3 separate regions of the Homo sapiens genome follow, and all the other regions are linked to region 1. Evidence: chromatin loops called from intact Hi-C (ENCODE). Cell type or tissue: endothelial cell of umbilical vein. All regions are shown on one strand.

Region 1 (8,000 bases):
GTGAGGGGGAGATCGCCCATGGCTTCCCCAGCTGTACTGCCTGTGGAGCAAAGGGTTCAGAAGCAGAGCATTTTTAAAAATATAATAATAAAAAAAAATGAAAGAAAGAAGCCCTCTTTGAAAATCCTTACTGTTTCCCACTATCTCCTACAGCGATTGCCCTTTCATTAGTGTGGAAATCCAACAATGTGGAAATCGAGTGTTTTTTTTTTTTTTTTGCTTTGATATCAGCCTAACCCTTGAGGCTAAACTTGTGGTAAGCCACCTATCCATGTTAGCTAAAATAAAGTTGTAGCTGGAATCACCACCTAGTCCTTTAGCAGTTGTACATTTTCATGTTTATCCTTTGAGGAGTGAGACAATAACTACATATTGTTTTATTATTCAGGATCCCCTGGGTTGCTGGCAACTGAAACCCAAATTGAATTTGTTTAAGAATAAAGGAGGAATTTATTGGGAAAATATTGGGATATTTTAAGTAACTGAAGGCGGGGTTAAGAGGTCAATCTATGAGAAAGACAAGGAACTAGCCAGAAATTTAACAATAAAATGAAATAAAACTGGAACCAGGACTCCAAGTGCTCCCTGGATTCCTTCTCTCTCTGTCTGCAGCTCTATCCCTCCTGGTATCCAGGGCTTTCTCTCTCATTGTAGATCTGAGTCTTACATACTGTGGGTTAAAACACCAACGAGAACCTGATTTTGTTTCTTAATTCTAGATAGAAAAGTCTTGGGGAAGGCTCTGACTGTGCTGGCTTCAGGCAGGGGCCCCAGCCAGGTCCAGGCAACTCTAGTTAGTGGAGGTGGGGTCATGTAAGAACATGGCCACACTCCCCGCATCCCCTGAACCACATGTTTAGAGGGCGGAAAGGAGCAATTCCAAACAGGGAGCTGCTTTCTTGGAAGGAAGGATGGGTTCTAATCAAAGCAAGCAGCAGTCATTTACTAAACATACATAACATACTTGCATATGGACTTGAGAAATGTTTCTTAGGGATTTTTGCCATCTTGGTAATAATCAGAGTCTTGGTAAAAGTCAGAAATCAAAAACCTAATCAGATGCATCTATATGGCAAAAACTATAAGATTCTTTCATTTGTTTGTTTTTAACTCGAAACTCCAAAGATGACAGAAGATATTGAGAATGGCTGGACCCACACTCTAAAGCAAACTAAATACACAGCAGTTACACTCATATTTATATGTACCATAGCGCACGGGACTTCAATGAGTTCTTATATTCACCTCAGTTTCTCCTCCCTAAGGAAGCAGTGACCACTGCGGATTGACGCAGCTAAGGGGGTTTTCTAGGCTTACTTGGATTGGATTCTCTTTGGCATGCTCACTGTTGTTTTTTTCTTGCTTGATTTGGTCTGAGCTGAGATGTCCACCCTTTACTGGAGGACTGTCATGTTGGAGACTTGCCTCTGCTAGCTCACTGGACGGGCTGTGCTCACTGTGGCCTCCTTACCTGGATGAGTCAGTCAGCACGCTCTCAAAGGGTCCTATCTCTTTCTGCATGGGTGGCTATCTCTGCAAGGGCTGTGATGGTGGGTAAAATGTCCAAAGACCCATAGGCAGCATGAAATGCACCAAATGTCCATTTACTCAACTCAGTGGTATCTGACATAAGACCACAGAACACACCTTCTCTCCACCACCCATCTTGCTTGACCCTACTTGCGGGTAGTATGTTGCCAGCAACCTGGATATTATTGTTAATTAATTCATGCCTAACATGCAGTGGCTTATACTGGGTATTATTGAATGTCTAAGAATAGGCACAGAGCCTGAAATTGAGAAGTGAAAACTGCAAAATGGCTGGGTGGAAAAAATGATGGGACATGGAGCAGGCCTTTTGGTATTTTCCCTGTAGTTATCTTTTACAGGTTAAATAAGATTAATATTCATGGTGAACCAAGAGCAATTAGCTACTTTGCATGTGTTACTGCTTCTTAGCCTATTCTAAACTCTGTTTTATGTATTTATTTTAAAGGACTTTGCCTTGATTAGGGCCATTCGTATAAGACCTTGTACTTTGCATATTTGCAATCATGTTTGCATGTTTGCATTTCTAAAGTTTTGAATTTCAAATCAGGCAACGAGTTTCAGCAAATATACTTCATGTACACATGACCGTAATCAGGGCGTGAGACTATACTACAATAAAATCCCAAAATGGCTTCTAGGAATAAAAGATTTTATGTTTTCTATTTATAATAAAAATTTGGGGTGAGGGTTGGCTTTATTTTAAAAACAGAATAATTCTGTATGTAATTTAAATGCAAAATTGCGAACTAGTATTTTTCTAATTGTATTCAAAATCTGAACCCCCTAATGGGGGCAAGGGAAGGTTGGAATATTCTTATCCATAATGATGACTGAACAATAGGCCTTTCCCCTTTTCTTTCCTCTGCTTCCCTGGGACAGCAGCGCCCACTGTCACGCACGTATCACTTACTCTCATACTGTTTTCCAGGATACTTGGCCAAGGCATCTTCTAACATGTTATAAGATGATTTCAGAAATAATTTTTATCAGATCATAGTTAATCTTTCTAACAGATCTATGAGGTAAACATCCCAGGCCCACTCGCTACAAATGTCAGGGCTGCGATTTTTAGCCAGATTTTTTTGACTTTTAATCAAGGACCTTTTTCACTTCATTTATATTTCTCAAATTAAAGTCTGAAGATCCTTGAAAGTCTTCAGTCGTATTCTGAAGGGGCCTTGAGTTCTCTGTGAGAATTCAATTTTGTATTTTCATTTTGATGCTAATAATCAGTGAAGATCAACATATTTTGGTTCATTTGGATGATCAACTTAACGGAGAGCTTCCACATACTTTCAGGGCCTGCATTTTTATCTGTGTTTAAGATTTTCTTGGTGACAGGGAGTGACAGTTTCTTTGTCATTGAAAAATCATTGTAAATAATTTTTAAAAAAACAAAACACACAGACATGTGAATGTTGTGTTCTCACCAAGTGAAGGTCCGATGACCTCATCACAGGATGTACAAAGGAAGGTTCTGCATAACGTAAATAGAGACAAGCAGTGGAAGCATTGAGTCACTGCAAAGCATGAGGCCAGCAGGCTGAACTCAGGAGAGCCTGGGCAGGGAGCACCACTTTCATGCCGTTGAGGGGAGTGACCATTCTGTATTTGTTCCATTAAATTAAAAGTATTCATTTGAATCGTATGACTTTCCTACATTTGTTCACCTATAAGTTTGTTTTGGTTTTATTGTGGCATGAAGTCTATATGAAAACATTCTTTGTATCTAGTTTTAAGTTTACATATATTAAAAATAACATTTTAATAAAAATCACTTAGGGATGACATCAGAGGTCCATGAGAATGTCTTTCCCTTAAAGACGGTCACACATTATTCCATCAGCACTCCATCATAGGCTAAGTTTCCAAAGAAGTTTTAGGAAAGAGGAAAGTATATTTGAGGGTTTTTGTTTTGTTTTGTTTTGTTCTTTTTTCTTTTTTTTTTTTTTTTTGACAGAGTTTCGCTCTTGTTGCCCAGGCTGGAGTGCAATGGCGCGATCTTGGCTCACTGTAGCCTCCGCCTACCAGGTTCAAGCGATTCTCCTGCCCCAGCCTCCAAGTAGCTGAGATTACAGGCGCCTGCCATCATGCCTAATTTTTTGTAGTTTTAGTAGGGATGGGGTTTCACCACGTTGGCCAGGCTGGTCGTGAATCCCTGACCTCAGGTGATCCACCCGCCTTGGCCTCCCAAAGTGCTGGGAGTGCAGGCATGAGCCACTGCACCGGCCCATGTTTGAGTTTTATGCAATTTATGTTGGTGACTTGTTAACAGCACCAGAGGCCCTACCTTCAAAATATATCGAGTCCAGTTGCTTTTACTCCCTCTATTCTTAGTGCCTGGTCTAGTCACCATTTCTCAGCTGCCTAGATGACAGCCACAGCTCCCAGCTCCTGCCAACCCCTCTGTCCATTCTCAACCTACAACCAGAGGGAGGCTGCTCAAGCCTGAGCCTGATCCTGTGACTCCTCTTCTTCCCACCTGCTAAATGGCTCCCCTCCCTCTCAGAGTGACTGCCAAAGGCCCCCTTACCAGCAGGCCCTGCACTAGCCCCTGTGCCGCTCCAGCGTCTCCACGGCTCCCACTGTGCTCCCACCACTGCAGCCCCACTGACCCCTCCTTGCTCCTGGAACACACCAGGCCTACTCCTGCCTCGGGACCTTTGCACTTCCTTTCCCACTGCTTGGGAAGCTTTTCCCCAGATGCCCAGTGGCTGCCTGCCTCCCTTGGCTCAAGTCTTCTCTCAAATCTCATGTTGGCAGTGATGCCTTCCTGACCACTCTGTATAAAACTGTAAACCCTAGGCTGGGCACGATGGCTCACGCCTGTAATCCCGGCACTTTGGGAGGCTGAAGTGGGCGGATCACCTGAGGTCGGGAGTTTGAGACCAGCCTGACCAACATGGAGAAACCCTGTCTCTACTAAAAATACAAAATTAGCTGGGCGTGGTGGCGCATGTCTGTAACCCCAGCTATGTGGGAGGCTGAGGCAAAAGAATCGCTTGAACTCAGGAGGCGGAGTTTGCGGTAAGCCGAGATCGTGCCATTGCATTCCAGCCTGGGCAACAAGAGCGAAACTCTGTCTCAAACAAACAAACAAACAAAAATTTTGAACCCCACCCCTCCAGTGCTTCCCCCCTCTTTCTCTGCTTCATTTTTCCCACATGACTTATCCTCAAACACACTATTTAATGTATTTATGTATTTGATGCAGTAAAGGCAGAAGTTTACCCATTGCCTAATGACCCAGGGGACTTTTTGTTTATATTTTCTTCTAATCTTATACTGTGTCCTTGTTACAAAATACAAAAGGTACAGAAGTGAATAGTAAGTTTTTCTTCATCCCAGTTTCTATGCTGTACTTTCTATGTATTTATCTTTTTGTTTTGTATTAATTCTGACATCAGCTTTGTTATAAATTAACATATAATCTTAGTAATATTAGTTCAAATTATTGTATTGCCATTACTTTACCTTTTCAGCATATGACAATTATTTGCTATTGTAAATAACACTGTGATAAACATCTTTGTGCTTGAAACTTTTCCATGTTTGGGTTATTTCTTTAAGATATATTCAAAGAAGTGGTATTCCTAGGCCAGTCCCTTGAATGGGCATTTTTGAGATTCCTTATTCATATTGCTAAATTAATTTTGTAAAAAGCCTATAAAAGGCCGGGCGCAGTGGCTCACACCTGTAATCCCAGCACTCTGGGAGGCTGAGGCAGGCGGATCACGAGGTCAGGAGATGGAGACCATCCTGGCTAACTCGGTGAAACCCCGTCTCTACTAAAAATACAAAAACATTAGCTGGGTGTGGTGGCGGGCACCTGTAGTCCCAGCTACTCGGGAGGCTGAGGCAGGAGAATGGCGTGAACCCAGGAGGCAGAGTGTGCAGTGAGCCGAGATCGCGCCACTGCACTCCAGCCTGGGCGACAGAGTGAAACTCCGTCTCAACAGCAACAATGGCCAGGCGCGGTGGCTCATGCCTCTAATCCCAGTATTTTGGGAGGCCAAGGGGGGCGGATCACCTGAGGTCAGGAGTTTAAGACCAGCCTGGCCAACACAGTGAAACCCTGTCTCTACTAAAAATACAAAAATTAGTTGGGTGTGGTGGCACACGCCTGTAATCCCAGTTACTCGGGAGGCTGAGGCAGGAGAATTGCTTGAACCCAGGAGGCGGAGGTTGCAGTGAGCCGAGGTCGTGCCATTGCACTCCAGCCTGGGTAACAAGAGTGAAACTCTGTCTCGAAACAACAACAACAACAACAGTCTATAAAAATGTGCCATTCAAGGTCAGGCATTGTGGTTCAAGGCCTGTAATCCCAGCACTTTGGGAGGCCGAGGCAGGCGGACTGCTTGAGCCCAGGAGTTCAAGACCAGCGTGCCCAACATAGTGAAATGCTGTCTCTACTAAAAATACAAAAATTAGCCGAGTGTGGTGGTAAGCGCCTGTGGTTCCAGCTACTGGGGAGGCTGAGGCATGAGAATCGCTTGAACCCAGGAGGCAGAGGTTGCAATGAGCCAAGATTGGGCTACCTCACTCCAGCCTGGGCAACAGAGCAAGACCCTGTCACACACGCACACACACACACACACACACACACATGCCATTCAAACAGCAAAATCTGAAAGATTTTGACCAATTTATTTAGTTTTTTGAAACGGAGTTTCACTCTTTTGCCCAGCCTGGAGTGAAGTGGCACGATCTCGGCTCACTGCAACCTCTGGCACCTGGGTTCAAGCTACTCTCCTGCCTCAACCTCCTGAATAGCTGGGACTATAGGCACCCACCACCACACCTGGCTAATTTTTGTGTTCTTAATAGAGACGGGTTTTGCCACGTTGGCCAGGCTGGTCTCAAACTCCTGACCTCAGGTGATCCACCTGCCTCAGCTTCCCAAAGTGCTGGGATTACAGGCGTGAGCCACTGCGCCTGGCCTGATTTTTACCAATTTTTAAAATGTACCTTTAACAGACATTTTTTTTTTCAGGCCCGCATTCTTGTGATGATAAAAGGGGCCAGAACCAATTGAGGGTTCTTTTAGAGCCTCTTCTCCAGCTACTCGGGTGGCCAAAGGTGGGGAAGAGGGGGCAGGAAGGGTCAGGGCATATGGGCCCTGAGAATCTTTTGGTTTCTGGCTCCACTTCTCTTTTGTAGGGTCTGCTGAGGCTTTGCTAGGCCCAGAGAGATACAAGCAAGGGGTTGGGGCTGTGGAGACTGGAATGGAATATAAATAAAAATCAATAATCATATGCCTAAAAGTGTTCCCTTCATGACCTTTCAGCCTTGGTCAAAGCATTTTGGGGTTTTTTTGTTTGTTTTTTATTTTTTATATTTTGTAGAGATGGGGTCTCCCTGTGTTGCCCAGGCTGGTCTCAAACTCCTGGGCTCAAATGACCCTCCCACCTTGGCCTCCCAAAGTGCTGGGATTATAGGTGTGAGCCACCGTGCCTGACTGGTCAAGGCATTTTGTATTGAAAATTTCCGTCTCAGACATAGACAGAATAATACCTAACACTTACACCATGTAAAAGGATGGACTTGGGCATTTAATGCTACTTACATGGCCAGTGATACGTAAGTCTAAAGATTTGACTACTCCAGCCGGGTGCAGTGGCTCATGCCTGTAATCCCAGCACTTTGGGAGGCTGAGGCGGGCGGATCACCCAAGGTCAGGAGTTCAAGACCAGCCTGGCCAACATGGTGAAACCCCGTCTCTACTAAAAATACAAAAAAATTAGCCAGCCATAGTGGTGGGTACCTGTAATCCCAGCTACTTGGGAGGCTGAGGCAGGAGAATCACTTGAACCCGGGAACTGGAGGTTGCAGTGAGCCAAGACCGTGCCATAGCACTCAAACCTGGGCAACAAGAACGAATCTCCGTCTCAAAAAAAGAGAAAAAAATTGTCTACTCCATTTAGTGATTAGTAATATTTCAGTGGAAAAGACCTCAACTAAGGATAATTGTTTGGATAAAAACATTTCAATTCCCATAGCAAGAAAAAAAAATTTCAATTCCCAATTCTATTGCTTCCCCATTTAAATGAAAGTACAGAAATCCATTAATTCTGTAGCACACGCCCGAGAGCAGATAATAGTCTAAAGCGTGCCTCCTAAGGAAGGGTTGTTGGTTCTTTCATTCTTCGCATTATTGAGAAAACTAAAAAATGTTAGTCTGTAAGATGATTCTGTTTTTTCCATTAGAAGAGAACAGAAGTAAATATAAGAAACAAGTAATATTTGTAGTCTCCAGAAAGGGGATGGCTTAGAAATTGGGATGAAGAAAGACTTACTCTTCACATCTGTACCTTTTGAATTTTGTAACAATGCATCTGTCAATAAAACAACAACGAAAGATGCACCTTATGTCTCCTGACACTGCCAAGAGGTCCTATCTCTATTGTCTTTGCTCTTCAACCAGGTGATCCCTTCAACCAGGTGAACAG
Region 2 (8,000 bases), 55 kb after region 1:
ACCCGGGAGGCAGAGGTTGCAGTGAACCAAGATCGTGTCACTGCACTCCAGCCTGGGCGACAGAGAGAGACTCCATCTCAAAAAAAAAAAAAAGTTAGAGAAAAATCATTTGTTCATCCTGATAGTGCTAAAAGCAGTTGATATATATCAACACCCATTTGTGATTTAAAGTAATCATAATAAAATAACTTCTAACATAGAGAATAAAACTTTATTAACTTGGTAAAATTGAAAGAGTTATTGATCTGAAGAGAAACAAAAGTTTTTTGTTTTTTTTTGTTTTTTTTTTTCTGAGACAGGATCTCACGCTGTCACCCAGGCTGGAGTGCAATGATGCAATCTCAGCTCACTGCAATCTCTGCCTCCTGGATTCAAGCGATCCTCTTGCCTCAGATTCCCAAGTAGCTGGGATTACAGGTGTGCACTACCACACCTGGCTAATTTTTGTATTTCTAGTAGAGATAGGGTTTTGTTATGTTGGCCAGGCTGGTCTCGAACTCTGGACCTCAAGTCATCTGCCCACCTCAGCCTCCCAAAATGCTGGGATTACAGGCTCCCACTACCACGCCCAACTAATTTTTTTGTATTTTTTTTAGTAGAGATGGTGTTTCACCATGTTGGCCAGGCTGGTCTCAAACTCCTGACCTTGTGATCTGCCTGCCTTGGCCTCCCAAAGTGCTGGGATTACAGGCGTGAGCCACTGCGCCCAGCCTATAAACAGTCTTAATAGCAGTACCTATTAAAATTAAAGCTGGATATTTCTTTCAACTCAGGATTACTTTCAACAAAGTAATACACACACGAATATTTATGGCATTGTTGCCCATGATAGCCCCAAATTGGAAATAACCTCCGTGTCCTGAGGTTAGAAGAATTCATAATAATTTATGGAGCATCTATACACATAATATTAGAGGAAAAAATAAAGTGGCAAAACCTGTGTAAAGGTTTTGTTGTTGTTGTTGTTGTTTTTAGACAGAGTTTCACTCTTGTTGTCTAGGCTGGAGTGTGATGGCACAGTCTTGGCTCACTGCAACCTCCGCTTCCTGAGTTCAAGCGATTCTCTTGCCTCAGCCTCCCAACTAGCTGGGGTTACAGGTGCCTGCCACTATGCCCAGCTAATTTTTGTATTTTTGGTGGAGACAGGTTTCACTATGTTGTTCAGGCTGGTCTCGAACTCCTGACATCAGGTGATCCACCTGCCTCAGCCTCCCAAAGTGCTGGGATTACAGAAGTGAGCCACCGTGCCTGGTCTAAAGTTTGACCTGATCTATGTTATATGTTAACCAAAACTAAACTACATATTACATGCCACACTGTAAATCGATTATCCTGTGGAGTAGGGAAAAAAGGATTGTTGCGGAGGGAAGATGTACTTTCATCGCTGATGTTAATATAAACTTGTGAATAATTTGAAATGCATTCTTTGTTGTATTTTGAAAAGCCTCTATCTCCTTTCATATTTCTAATTATAAAGGGGAAAAGTCATGAATCCACCAGTTTATATTGGATATATTTTGTAGATGATGTTCCATTACAAAAGAGAAACACTGTATTTTTATTATGTGTTATGCTATTTTTTTCACTCAATAATATTTATTGGGTGCTCAATTTGTGCATTAAACACTATCCTCAGGCTCAGTGGCTGAGAGTGGGCATGTTCTCATTCCAGCATTACTTTGGTTGATTTGCCTGAAAGATCACATGCCCCGTGACAAAGCCTAGGAAGAGGCATAGAGCATCTTCCTCCGGTACTTTTGTGCATCTCCCTAGTGTACTGAACAGAGATTCCTTGGTGATGGTGGCTAGGCCAGTGCTATTTTGTGTGTGGCAGAGGAAAAAGTCACTGGGACCAAGAGCTTCTGTGAATTTCACATGTAAGGGATCACATTTGGAATCTTTGCCCTTCTGTTTACAAGATCTATTTTTCACAGAAGAAAGTCAAATTATTTGAAATAACTTTCTCTGCAACTAGCCATGTTGGTGGCTATTCGTGGTTTGTATTCTTCCCTGGGATAGAAACAAATTTAAACTGACCAGTGTACAAACCTATTTCTCTCTCTCTTTTAAAAGACAGGTATTTTACATGCCCATTTGATATTTTCAGTTACATCCTTTTCTGCCCATAGTCTCTTTTTTTTTTTTTTTTTTTTTTTTTTTTTTGAGACAGATTGTCCCTCTGTCACACAGGCTGGAGTGCAGTGGCACCATCTTGGCTTGCTGCAGCCTCTGCCTCCCAGGTTCAAACAATTCTCCTGCTTCAGCCTCCCGAGTAGTTGGGATTACAGGCGTGTACCACCATGCCCAGCTAATTTTTGTATTTTTAGTAGAGATGGGTTTCACCATGTTGGCCAGGCTGCTCTAGAGCTCCTGGTCTCATGTGATCCGTCTGCCTTGGCCTCCCAAAGTGTTGGGATTACAGGCATGAGCCCATGCGCCTGGCTGCTGCCCAGTCTTAAACCAAATACTAATTTAACTACAGATCCTGACAATTTGAATACATGCAACTTCTGAAAAAACACCTCTCTGCTATTCTTTCCCTCTGCATCCTTGAGTTTGAGCAGAGAAGTGACACAGAAAATGGGATGCACTAGGAGTCAGAAGACTGAGGTTTGACGCCTGCCTTCTGGAACCTTTTGCAAGTCTCTTCTAGGCTTCACTTTGTGTCAGCTGTCAAATGGAGAGGATGGGGAAAATTGGGGAGGTGGGTGTAGGTGATAAAGAAGAAAGAGTTTTCGAAAGGCATAAAACATCAGATCAGCATGAGACTTCATACAAGCCCCTTTCTCCTCTTCTTGTGCACATACAGTCACACACACACACACACACACACACAGCCACAGCTGCATGCATGCTCTTTGGGTTTCTTTTTATCTTTCACCTATGTTCCCTTTAAAAGTAGGCATTTGAATCCCTCCAAGCACAGCCAGCTCTGTCATTTGTCACATGCACCCATTGATCTCCCTGGTACCTGAGGCCTTGAATTGACTTAGTTCTCCCTTTTAGGCAGTACCTGTTTTCTCCCAGAAGAGCATTTAGCTTAGTGTTAAAAGCACAGTGTGTTCCCTCTTTGTTAACTTAACCTCTGTGTTGTTTTTTTAAAATCAGATTTGAAAGAACAGGGACCCTAGAAAGTCTGTGATATGTAAATATTTAGCCAGGCAGATAGGGATAGTAAGCATTTTCTCTCTTAACACAAAACATGATTTTATTTGCTAAAGCTGTAATCTTGTTTGATAATCCATCAGTTTATTATCAGCTATGTGGTGAGACATAATGCTACAGGGAGATAATCAAGAACCTTGCCTGACACTACAGGGTTGATTACAGTGCCTGGAGAAGAGAGAGGCTTCTGGAGAGGATTATGTTAAACATAGCCTTTCTATTTGCAGTTGATTTCCTCCGAGTGCTTTAACCATTCTGCTCCCAGCCTAAGTAAGTAGGTCATCTGAAAACCTTCAAGGAAGAGGAGTCTTTGCAGGTGTGAAACAATGAGACATGTCTCTTTACCAAGCCCCATTAAGTCATTGTTTCATGCTCAATGCATTTCTGAATCGAAGAACAAAGAGATATAGTGGTGTTTCATTGAAAACACCAAAAGCAAAGAATAACAGGAAACCAAAGAACCAAAAGAACAAAGTGGTGCTTTATTAAACAAACCAAAACCAAAGAACAACAGGAAAGTCCAGGCTGAAAACAGAACAGGAAATCCTACCCACAGGTAACACTGGGACTCCAGCTCTAACTATTAGGTCCAATAAGCTGCATTAGTAAAATGAAATTTGAATATGACATTGATTGATAGCATTCTCTAAATGCTGTAATCAGTCTGTGGTTTCTAAACCAACGGCAACACACATGTAGGGCATCCTCAAAGCTTCTCCTGGTCAGGGCAGTTGGAATGCACAATCCCAGAGGCAGAATTCACATGTATTGTAACAGGAGTGGTGCCATTGGATTACTGAAAAAAGGTGGCACTACTTCCATTCCTTAGTGGGAGGCAAAAGAGCATTTTTTTGTAACTTTTTGTTTTTTTTGAGACAGAGTCTTGCTCTGTCACCAGGCTGGAGTGCAGTGGCACGATCTCGGCTCACTGCAACCTCTGCCTCCCAGGTTCAAGCGATTCTCCTGCCTCAGCCTCCTGAGTAGCTGGGACTACAGGCACGCACCACCACGCCCAGCTAATATTTGTATTTTTACTAGAGACAGGGTTTCACCATGTTGGCCAGGATGATCTCGATCTCTTGACCTTGTGATCCGCCCACCTCGGCCTCCCAGGGTGCTGGGATTACAGGCTTGAGCCACTGCGCTGGGCCTTTTTTGCAACTCTTATCCTTGTCTACCCCATTCTTCACTTTTTTGAAATTTATCTCCTCAGGATTACCCACTATGCAAAATGTGCCCACCACCCACTGCTAATTCAGCCTTCAAGTCACAGGCCTGTGATTACTTGACTGATTTCTGGCCACTGAAAATAGAGGCTGCAGTACTCTGCAATTAAAATGCCTTCAGGTACATTATCTCACTTGAGCCTCTCTTAAGATAAGCAGATGAAGAGACTGAGTTTCAAAGAATTTAAGTATCTTGAGTTTATACAGTTGGTGATTTCTTCCCTTCTTTTGTTCCCTTCTTGTCTTCTTGCTTTTCTTCTTTCCTTTCCCCTCCAAACACATATTATTAAGAATGTAGACTCTGGCCAGGCGCAGTGGCTCACGCCTATAATCCCAGCACTTTGGGAGGCCAAGGCAGGCGGATCACGAGGTCAGGAGATCAAGACCATCCTGGCCAACATGGTGAAACCCCATCTCTACTAAAAATACAAAAATTAGCCAGGTGTGGCAGCGCGCGACTGTAGTCCCAGCTACTCAGGAGGCTGAGGCAGGAGAATCGCTTGAACCTGGGAGGAGGAGGCTGCAGTGAGCCGAGATCGCACCATTGCACTCCAACCTGGGCAACAGAGCAAGATTTCATCTCAAAAAAAAAAAAAAAAAAAAGAATGTAGACTCTTGAAGCCAAAGGCCTGGTTTTAAATCCCTGGTTCTACATGACCTTGGGCAAGTTTCTTATCTTAGTATGTCCGCCCTCAGCAGTAAAATGAGGATAACAATATTATCTACTTCATACGGTGATTGAGAAGATAATAATAATACAAATATACTAATTCTCACAGTTAGAACAGCGTCTGGCACATAACAAAGATGGAGTAAGTCTTATTATTATTATTGTTGTTGTTGTTTCCTTCCATTCTTCCCTCATCAAATATTAATCATCTTCTCTCTGATGAGCATTAGGCTAAGCCTCAGGACTGAGTCAGAGATGTCCCTGTTCCCTGGAACTCACAGTCTGTGAAGGCATAGGCCATCAGCTAAGTGCAGGAGATGTCATGGTGTCATGTAATCACACGTGATATGTTTGATGCCCATGGTTAGCTGCGAAGGCCTCATGGAGGAGACCAGGCATTGGAGTTGAATATTGGAGATCAAGAAGTGTTTGCCAGGCCAATAGTCCAGGGATGTGCACGTGGGCAGAGTAATCAGTATGCATGAAATGAGGGGAATGAGAAGTTGTATTATTTTTCTTTGGTTGCCTGTAACAAAAGACCACAGATGGGATTGCTTAGAAAACAGAAACGTAAGGCCGGGAGTGGTGGCTCACGCCTGTAATTCCAGCACTTTGGGAGGCCGAGGTGGGTGGATGACTTGAGGTCAGGAGTTCGAGACCAGCCTGACCAACATAGTGAAACTCCCTCTCTACTAAAAATACAAAAAATTTAGTCAGAGTGGTGGCGCACGCCTGTATTCCCAGCTACTCGGGAGGCCGAGGCAAGAGAATTGCTTGAATCCAGGAGGTGGAGGTTGCAGTGAGCCGAGATTGTGCCACTGCACTTCAGCCTGGGCAACAGAGACTCTGTCTCAAAAAAAAAAAAATTAAAAAAGAAAAAAAAGAGGCTGGGTGCAGCGGCTCACGCCTGTAACCCTAGCACTCTGGGAGGCCGAGGTGGGTGGATTGCCTGAGCTCAGGAGTTCGAGACCAGCCTGGGCAACACGGTAAAACCCAGTCTCTACTGAAATACAAAAAAAGAAATTGGCTTGGCATGGTGGCACGCGTCTGTAATCCCAGCTACTCAGGAGGCTGAGGCAGGAGAATTGCTTGAAACTGGGAGGCGGGGGGGTCACAGTGAGCCAAGATCGTGCCACTGCACTCCAGCCTGGTGCCAGAGCAAGATTCGATCTCTCCAAAAAAAAAAAAAAAGAAAAGAAAATAGAAATGTATTTCCTCACAGTTCTGGAAGCTAGAAGTCAGAGAGCAAGGTGTTGGCAGGATTGGTTCTCTGAGGCCTCAGGGCCTGGGCTTCTAGATGGCCACCTTCTCGCTGTGTCCCCACGTGGTCTTCCCTCACATCCCTGGTGTCCTAATCTCTTCTTATAAGGACAGCAGTCGGTTTGAATTAGGCCCACCTATGTGATCTCATTTTGCCTCAGTGGCCTCTTTAAAGGGACTTTCTCCAAATACATTCTGAGGTACTGGGGGTTGAGGATTTCAGCATATGTTTTTGTGGGATACACTTCAGCCCATAACAGAACCATCTGTGAAGGAGGGCTAGGGTCAGGTCGTGTGGATGTGTGTTCTGGGATGAAGCCAGAACACCAGGCATTCTGCATCTTGAAAGGCCTGGCCTCTCATCAGGATGAGAAGGATATTGGGGAATGGACACCACCACCTTATATAGGCTCTGCTGGCCGCCCAGGCTGCAGTGTGAGGGGCAGACTACAAGAAGCCACCCTGTACTCTGTCTGATGAGATATGGATTTGAATTCGAGTTCTCTTCCACCACACCCCAGGGTCTGCATAGCAGTTTAGGGGAGGCAAGGATTCCCCAGTAGCAAGAGTGTCCATGAGAACAAGGACGTGTGTGGTTGTAGGGGGCAGGTGGATGGGGCAATGGAGGCAGCGACAGCTGATCGTTTGCCTGTGAAGTCCCTGTCGCTGTGTGAAGTCAGTGAACGGCTTTCCAGTCGGAAGGTACTGCAGCTCATGCAAGTGAAGAAGCACCAGAGAACGGATGAAGCCAGCTCTGGTGTTTTCTTTTCGCCCAGAAGCCCCTTCAAGTGTTCGTAACAGAATCACATCTCTTACTACTGTGTTGTGTAAATGAGAGAACAGCCTCCCTTTCTTTCTCCTGCCAGGTAGAAGCACACAGCAGCTCATGGCTGTTGACAGTCAGAGAATGAGATAATTACCCTTCTCCATTTTTAGATTCCTGCTCAAACTCAGGCATTTTGGTGCAAAAAGAGACAACGCGTTGGGAGGAGCAGCGTTGTTTTGTGTAGTTCCCATTTGGTTCAGAGGCCTGAGACAGAGGCATCCTGCTCTGGTTTGACTCGTTTCTGATAAGGCTCCTTGAGCAGGTCACTTCTTCTACCACTTGGGCTTCTCTTTTACAAAATGGGGATAATCATGTATAAATGACCAGGATAGTGGTGAGGATTCACCAAGAGCCCTTTGCAGTCATTGAAGCGCTATGCAAATGTTAGTTCTGGGGATTAAAAATAAAAAGGATTCACCTTACTAGAAAGACACAAGGTGTTTGCATTTTGCAATTTTGGTGACTTGCTGCCTTACTAGAAAAAAAAATGAGCATTTTCGATTCTCAGCCCGGCTCTGTTGTTGCATGTGAGCCATTTGCAAACCCTGCTTGTCGGGTACAGCTTTGCAAAGTGGGAAGTGGTCTCTCTCGCCTTCAACTCTTCTTCTCTGAGAAGCTGTAAGGATTAATTGGATGGTGTCCATGCTGTCTGCCAGGAAGATAGAAAGTGTGAAGTATCATCTGGATGGGTTTGGTAAGCACGAGATTCTCTTTCCTCTGCTTATGACAAACAGAGTGACAGCCCAGTGCTGTGTTTAAACAAGTTAATATGTATGTTCCTTGACATAAGGAAGCGCTCTAATCACGAAATACAGCTTGCATGTCATTTGGTTTTGAGATTTTATTGAGTACT
Region 3 (8,000 bases), 370 kb before region 1:
AACCCCTTCTCTACTAAAAATACAAACATTAGCCAGGCGTGGTGGCACGCACCTGTAATCCCAGCCACTCACAAGGCTGAGTCAGGAGAATCGCTTGAACCAGGGAGGCAGAGTTACAGCGAGCTGAGATGGTACCACTGCACTCCAGCCTGGGCAACAGAGCAAGACCCCATCTCAAAAAAATATATGTATAGAAATTGAAGCCTGTTACCACCTTTTGTAGCATCACTGCCTTCTCCAGGTCTTCTTGCTTACAATGAGTTAATGCTAGGAAAACTTTTAACTCTTCAAGAATAGCAAAAGTAGATAACCTGAAGCCACAAAATAAACTTGAGACACACTATTTGATCTAAACATTGAGAATACTCCCCTTCCAAGCCTAAGACCTCAGGTTACTTCACAACTGGGCTGGAAGCAAGCCCATAAACAGCAAGCCACTTGTGTATAGATAGTTCTGTTCCTACTACAGAAGAAGAAGAACGTGAACTATCTCTAGATCTTCTAGTTCTTGTTTTTTTAATGTATGTGTGTTAGTTATTTTTATGCCCTTCTATACGTGTACTATTATTCAGTCTAGACCTGGATGTTTTCATCAATAAAGTGAGACTAAGTGTTTAACTGTCCCCTGTATAAGACCACGGAGAACAAAAATTTAATTAATTGTAAGTGAAAATGCTTTGAACATAATAAACAGTTATTCAGAAAAAAGTAAGTTTACTAGGCCTGTTAGTGGTAATATTACAATGACATTTATAAGGGACTAGGGTGAACATTATATTTGTGAGCTCAGCAAATTGTTCTACCCTTTCTTGTGCTAATGTAACCAGTTTGTCTTCACCTCAAAACATCACCCACGGATACAGGCACATGACCCACACCTAGCCAAATAATACCTCTTTCCCTAGCTAGGTTAAGGGAGGATCTGATAGATGACCCAACAGGGCTAGGCAGTGTCCCTCCATTGGATTGCCATATGCATGATGAGACTGCATTTACTAAATCCTGGCATTTGGAGAAATTCAGTCTGCAGACAAAGCCAAGCAAAGATAAAAATGTGAGATGGTTAGCCAGCTGGATGGATGGATGGATGGATGGACAGATAGATGGATGGATGGATGGATGAATGAATGAATGAACAAATGAATGAAGTAAGTGGCAAGAGATGGAAAGGCACCTGATGTCAAGTGCTTGGTTTCAGTTCTTGAGGCCCTGGGAACTATACTATAATTTCAGTCCTATGAGCTGCACTTATTTTCTTCCAAGGTATGTGAGTTAACAAATTCCCCTTTTAGCTTGAAATGTTTAAATTGAGTTTTGGTCACTGGCAGGCCAAAGAGTTCTAAACAATGCATTCTATGTAAATACAATGCTCCTTTTGGCACCAAGATAATGCCTTTCACACTGAAAATAGGCACCTCTCTGAGGATCAGTTTCAAGGCTTCTAGGCTTCTAAAACTCAACTCACTTGCTAATCCCACTCTCCATGCTCTGCCTAGTCTTCTCTTTGCTCCAACTTTATCAAACATTTCCCTAGTCAACAGCTAAATAGCATGGCACCAAACCTTGCAACAAAGTTTTTTCTTTGTCTCTTTATGACTTCCCCATATGAATATTTCCACCATTTCCAGAGATATCCACAAGTATATCTGTAAACACTCCTTGAAAACTCATTGAGCATCTTATCCTATAAAGTTCCTTGAGGCCTTCTGGGTTAAGAGAAGTACTAATAAAAGTCATGGCTTTCCTATGTCATTGGTTCCAATTTGACTCAAGCCAGATGCTACCTAAAACTGAAGCTATGATGACTTTTGGATGACTTTCTGTTGTGAGTGTGAAATAAGTCACGGTTTAGGGACTATGCCTAGCAGGTACACACTCATGCAACAGAAGTCAGTATTAAGCCTCTCAGCTGATAGGGAATGGGCTGAGTTCAGAAATAATTTTCTTATTATTTCCTTATATTTTCTATAAAGAAGATATGTCTAATGGAAGAAGGGATGGACAGAGAGAGGAAGGAATGCAGGGAGGGAGGCAGGGAGGGAAAGAAAGGGAGGGAAGGAGGGAGAGAGCAAGGAAGGAAGGAAGGAAGGTTGGTTCTTCATTTTGGATCCTGAAAAAAAGAAAACATCCTTATAGATATGGAACATTTTCAAGGATAATAAAAAGTCCACATTTTAAGATGGATGCTAGAAAGATTAAATTCACCAAAAATAGAAAAGCAAACATACTATATAGAATGATGTCATATAACACACCTACCTTCTATATTGAAACAAGTAATTAGTCAAGAACATGCCACAGAGAAAGAAATTCATATAGAGCTGTCACGTTTTATAACCTATGTTCTAGAAGACAATAGTTTTCCCAAGTCTAATGTGACAACACATGTCTGTTTTATACAACATCCATTTCCCAGACATGCTCCTTGGACCTAATGAAAAACAGCGTGTGCCACATGTCTGGGTTCACCACAGCAGGCTGCATCGTTGAGAAGGCTTCTTCCATTACAAGCCTGTCTTTAAAATATGGTTTCTAAGTCCTCTGGGCTAATTAAGCACAGCTGGGTGTACATCAGCCCCAGTCAAGTGTGACGATTAGGCTGGCGAGAAAAAATCAATTATCATTAATCACTAAGTCCGTATAGTGACTTCTAGAGGTGCTAAATGGGTTGAGCAGGGCGATGGTGATTCTTCTCATGGAGCGACCAAATGTTTGAAGTGAGAGAGAATGAATCTTCAAATGAATCACCTGGATGGGAACATCAGAGGCCCATGTGTTTACAGAATAAGAAACACTGATTGTAATGAGAATAAAGTGCATATAATTTTTCATGCATTGCACTATCATCTCCAATTCTGGCTCACTTTGGGGAGCAAGAAGAGATGCATATAACCATTGCTACCACTTGTTATCACCTGAATGGTGTCTCTGTTGAAGTTTGTTTAAAATCTCTCTTTTAGAGTGAATATATATTCACTTGTAAAGTGTTTTCATTGAGCAGGTTTTTTTTCCTTTTATTGGACTATTCCCTACAGCCTTATGATGCATTGAGAGTTTGTGCCTTTTCTGAGCATAGTATTTACCGAAGCACTTGCGTACGCCAATTTTGTTTCATTTATCAAGACCTCCTCTCCTTTTTAAGAAAATGGTACAAAGGTTTGAGATCTCCATGTGAAGGACAATTAACATGGACATTATATTGCTTTGTATAATGTTTCATTTTGTGTTTGTTTTCCCCATTTTTAATTTTCCTTTGCTTGGAAATATTTTGTCGTGCTCACAATAAGAATGGCTTATCAAATAAAGTGGCCCAGTCTCTCATTTCATCAGTGGACATTAGTTTAGAAGCTGTTTTTCTGGGGCCCTATGCTAGAGAATGCTAGCCAAGATGTGCCTGTTTCCCAAAAGTGAAGCAATCCCTAGTGTTCTTTCTCATCCAAAATGAGTATGGAGATTAATTTAGGCAACCACAAGCTACACATTGCCTCTCTCACACTCCAGCTGAAGACAAGTGACAGTGTAGGGAATTCATTTGCAGGCCAGTTTGAAATGCAAAAGGTACAGTAACAGGACAAGAGCCTTAAGCAGGTGAAGCAATTTTCACTTTTCCCTCCTGAAACTTCAACTTAAACATTATGTTCACTGTAACCTCACCGTGTGAATTGCCTGTCTTTGGCCTTGGGATGCTCTTTAAGGATTCTTTGCTGGAGAACCAGCCTGGGGAAAGGTAGGCTATAAACTCCACCTCCATCACCAACCTTCTGCACCTACTTATTTTCAACCACAGTGCATGATCACTCTCCTCAATAAACTTTGGAACCACTTGAAAGGAAAAACAAACAAACAAAAAACCCTACCATCTAAGGTCAAATTTCCTTCTCTTCTTTCAAAGTCAGGACATATGGAGAAAATGAAAGACATGTCCCATTACAGCTCCATTCCCTTTTATCCTCCTAGAAACAGCAAGTTTAGAGATCAGGAGCACAACGGGGAAGAGAGTTTAAAGGAACAGGCTGAGAGAGGAAGAGAAGCAGTCATGCCAAGAAGAGATAGAGAAAAGGGGGAGAGATGGAAGGCACAGGGGAGGCTAGAAGGCAGACATACAAGGGAAGACCTGGACAGAACTGTAAAGGAAGCTGAGATGGTCTGTAGTTCTCCATTCTTCTGTATATTCTTCCTGTCACTCTTAGCAAGATTCAGCTCCCAGCAATCTCCTCTTACCCACCCATTCCCATTGTCTGGAACAATGCCCTTTGCTACCAATGATCCCATCCACATCAGAACATTATACACTTCCTCATCCACTCACTAGACTGGATTGTTACGCTCTGTCTGGCCCTTCTGTGTCCCGTAGCCTCCAGCATGGCAAGGACCCAGCATGTACTTAATAGATAGTTACAGAATGAAAACATAACTAGACAATGAGGACTGGTGGATGACTACGTAGCTTTGGAATTTGAGGATTTCTTTACCTCATGACCCAAATGACTAATTTTCGTGGAAGAAATCACAGGCATTTGGCAGGCCTCAGAGTAGACATCATGGTTGCTCGGGCTTTGGGAGGATCTTCAATTTACACCAAGGCAATGACCTACTCACCAGCCCTAGAGGGAAGAGGGGAAGGCAACAAAAGCTTGACTTGCACAATAATAGGTGGTAATTCTCGGCTAGAGCTCACAAACACAAACACATGCATATGCACACACATTTACAGACACACACTCCCTCCAGTTCTCCCCTATCACAATGGACTGATGTCAGAAATTGTAAAACCATGTTACTGAAGATTTTGAATACCCTGGTATGGCTATCACCTTAAGCCCTCAATCATTTATACCATAGTGTGAATGTATGGTTCTGGACCTGTTCTCATAGAGACTAGAAAGAGAGAATGGCCAGTACTATCAATCTAACTGGGAGACCTAGATAAGAGTTTAGGACTCAGATAAGAAAAGAAAAGCGTTCAGATGCCCTTCAGGCAAGTGGACTAGGTATGTTCCTCTAGACAGAAACTTTTGGCTGGTTAAAGCAGACACTCACCCAAAATCTGTGAGGCTGATACTCACTCAATCACTTAGAATGGCTGTCTTCAATTCAGCCTTGTGAACAAGATGCCGTTGTGTTTCTGACAATATAGGTGACCCACATAAGAGGGCAGCTGTGGCAAAGAGCTGCCTCACCATCTGAACCCATGTTCTCTAGCAGCAGATTTTGCCAAAAGCTCATGTCCTGAAGCCTAGGCCTGGCACAGTTTAAGCAGACCCTGAGTGGAAGGAAGTGTAGGCAGGAAGTGAGCAAAAGTGGGAGAGAGTGATTGTGCTTCTCAGCCAGACTGATTTTCCTGAACAATACATCACTGAGATCCAAGCATTCAACAGAGGGAAAACACAGACAGAAAAAGAGCCAGACACACACACACACACACACACACACACACACACACACACACACACACACACCAGCAGCAGCAGCAGCACAAACCCAGAGAATAGGAACACCTCAGAAATCAAAATAACTGTTAAGTGAGGACAGATAGCCAGTAAAAAAAAATCCCCTGCAGCCTGAGACAGGAACACAAAGCCTTCTGGAGATGTGCCACAAATGACAAGATTCTGACCCCTCCTTGCTTGTGGAAGAGTCTATTGACCAGCATTGGAGAGAGAGGCCAGCACGGCTGGGACATCCAGTCCAGGTGCTTTTTCAGAAAAATCCACTCCCTCGGTGCCTTCTTTGGCATGAGTGCTGCAGGGAGCTGGCCCCTGAGCTAGATGCGCAGACAGTTAGACAAGTGTGGCAGAATTTTAGAACAGAGCCCTTCATATCACACTTGTCAATAAGGGGTTCATATGATAAGATAACAAAGCTAGTAGGAGACACAACCTCCCATGAGCAGAACTTACAATGGCAATACAGGAGAACCTGTTCCACCAGTCTTGAAGCCAGCCACCCACTTAGAAAAGATAAAGAGGAAGAGATAGTAGTCAGAGAGGATCAGTGAAGGATATCTTTGGAAGAAAGTTACACCCTACAGTGAATGCTCATCATAAGGGGAATCCCATTATACAACTCAGAGGCACCTTTCCAGTTGTATTCTATGCGTTCTGTGTTCTGGAGCTCCAAAGGCTGTTAGATACATAGAATGAAACATGAATGCTGCCCCTAGAAACATACAAAGCTACAGCCCGGTCCCACCACACCACTGTCCTTTAGGGAAAGGGGCAGGGAATGCTGCCCTCTCTCCATACATCTCGTAGGGAATCTGCACATGTTCACCCAGAGAGCTTTGAAATGATTTGCTACTGGGAGATGAAAAGACCTGCTGTCTGACTCATACCTGAGAAAGTCTAAGCAGAATATGGGCAGGTTTCTGACTCCAGCCCACAGAATTAAAAGGTGAGGGATGAGTTGACTATTTGGGTGGCAAAGCCAGAAGTGCATTGCAGCATGGAATCTACCTGCAGCCCCAGCACCAACTGCAGCAAGGAAGGAGAGCAGGGTGGTAGTATATCTTGTGGGCCAAAAGTAGACTATGCAGGAATGCAACCCCACATAAGACCTTTTTCAGGTTGTTCAGTGGTCACTCAATAAAGTAGCATCAGCCCAGGCTAAGGCAGCTGTAGAAGAAAAGGGCAGCAAGGAACCTCTAAAATTCTTACAACATTGCCCACTAAAGAGCCAGCTTGAACCCTCTGCAAACCAAGAGAGAAAAAGACACCAGCCAAGTAAGAACTGCCTGTCCCTTACATTTTCTTCCCCCTGCTCTAATCAGCCCCCTTCCCCAGTCAGACAGCAGCTAGCTAGTGGAAGGGAAGGTAAATGTGGAGAAAACAGCATGAAAAGCCATTAGGCTCCCATGCACCACTGAAGGCCTGGCTGGAAAAAGGGGAGACGGAAACCTGTATTGGTTTGGTACTGCTGCATAACAAATTACCACAATCTTAGCAGCTTCAGACAACATCCACTTAATATCTCACAGTTCTGCAGGACAGAAGTCCTGCATGGCTCTACTGGGTTCTCTGCTAAGAGTCTCACAAGGCTAAAATCAAGGTGTTGGCCAGCAAAGCTTTTATCTTGAGGATCTGGAAAGGAATTCACACCCAAGCTCATTTGGTTGTCGGCAGAATTCAATTCCCTGTGGCTCTAGGTCTGAGCTCTCCATTTGCTGGCTGTTGGCCAGTCACTACTTTCAGTTCTTTATGGCTCTCGGGTCCTTGCACATGGCCCCATCCATCTTCAAAGCCAACGATAGCTCATCAAATCCTTCCCAGGCTTACAATCTCTCTGACTTCTTCTGCTACCAACCAGAGAAAACGCTCTGCTTTTAAAGGGCTCATGTGATTAGATTGGCCCATCTGAATAATCTCCCTTTTGCCATTTAAAGTAACCTAATCACAAGAGGGATAGTTTATCATATTCACAGATTTCACCCTCAGTCAAAGGAAAGGCAGTTATACAAAAGTGAAGTTCACTGGTGGTCATTCTTAGAATTCTATCATTCCACAAACACTGAATAAGGTTGGAAGTTTTGATTATTCCTTAGTTTTGAACATTCAAATGACTAAATCAAGGATCTTTTTGCAAAACAAAGGAATTGTGGAACTGTGTATTAGTGGAGAATGAACGGAAAAGTCTGTGGTTCCTGTAGTTTTCATGGGGTGAAGAGAAGAGATAGAATAGGAGATGATCATCAGTGAATAAGCTTCAACAACAGTGGGAGACACAAAGAACTGAAAACAGAACTATTATTCGACTCAGCAATCCCATTACTGGGTATATACCCAAAGGAAAATAAATCGTTCTACCAAAAAGACACAAGCACTTGTATGTTCACTGAAACACTATTCATAATAGCAAAGACATGGAATCAACACCATGGAATACTACACAGCCATAAAAAAACAAGGAGGGGGCAAGGGCTGAAAAACTACCTGTTGGGTACTATGCTTAGTACCTGGGTGACAGGATCAACAATACCCCAAACCTCAGCATGACTCAATATA

The links. Peaks named below come from ENCODE experiments on the same cell type or tissue, not always from the same donor. Only the 100,000 strongest peaks of a DNase experiment are listed, where the experiment ranks them.
Region 2: it touches region 1 in a loop (4-fold over the local background); 2 of 110 quality-filtered maps call a loop at or near these places.
Region 3: a loop joins it to region 1, with 8 times the contacts of the local background. A loop is called at or near these places in 2 of 110 quality-filtered maps.

What each region holds. Positions count from the first base shown.
Region 1 is chr9:81,756,829-81,764,828 of GRCh38, forward strand. All of the region lies in intron 3 of TLE1-DT (TLE1 divergent transcript), which reads left to right. Among named protein-coding and RNA genes, the nearest start is that of TLE1-DT, 71 kb to the left of the region's middle. RefSeq lists an enhancer at 3,678-4,179. In endothelial cell of umbilical vein, no CTCF peak of the experiment used is centred here; a DNase peak (open chromatin) is centred at 3,053; H3K27ac peaks cover 1,770 bases.
Region 2 is chr9:81,811,539-81,819,538 of GRCh38, forward strand. No RefSeq gene overlaps it. Among named protein-coding and RNA genes, the nearest start is that of SPATA31D4, 110 kb to the right of the region's middle. In endothelial cell of umbilical vein, no CTCF peak of the experiment used is centred here; a DNase peak (open chromatin) is centred at 3,593; H3K27ac peaks cover 1,237 bases.
Region 3 is chr9:81,385,320-81,393,319 of GRCh38, forward strand. No RefSeq gene overlaps it. Among named protein-coding and RNA genes, the nearest start is that of TLE1, 300 kb to the right of the region's middle. RefSeq lists an enhancer at 4,065-4,638. In endothelial cell of umbilical vein, no CTCF peak of the experiment used is centred here; DNase peaks (open chromatin) are centred at 4,362 and 5,292; H3K27ac peaks cover 3,198 bases.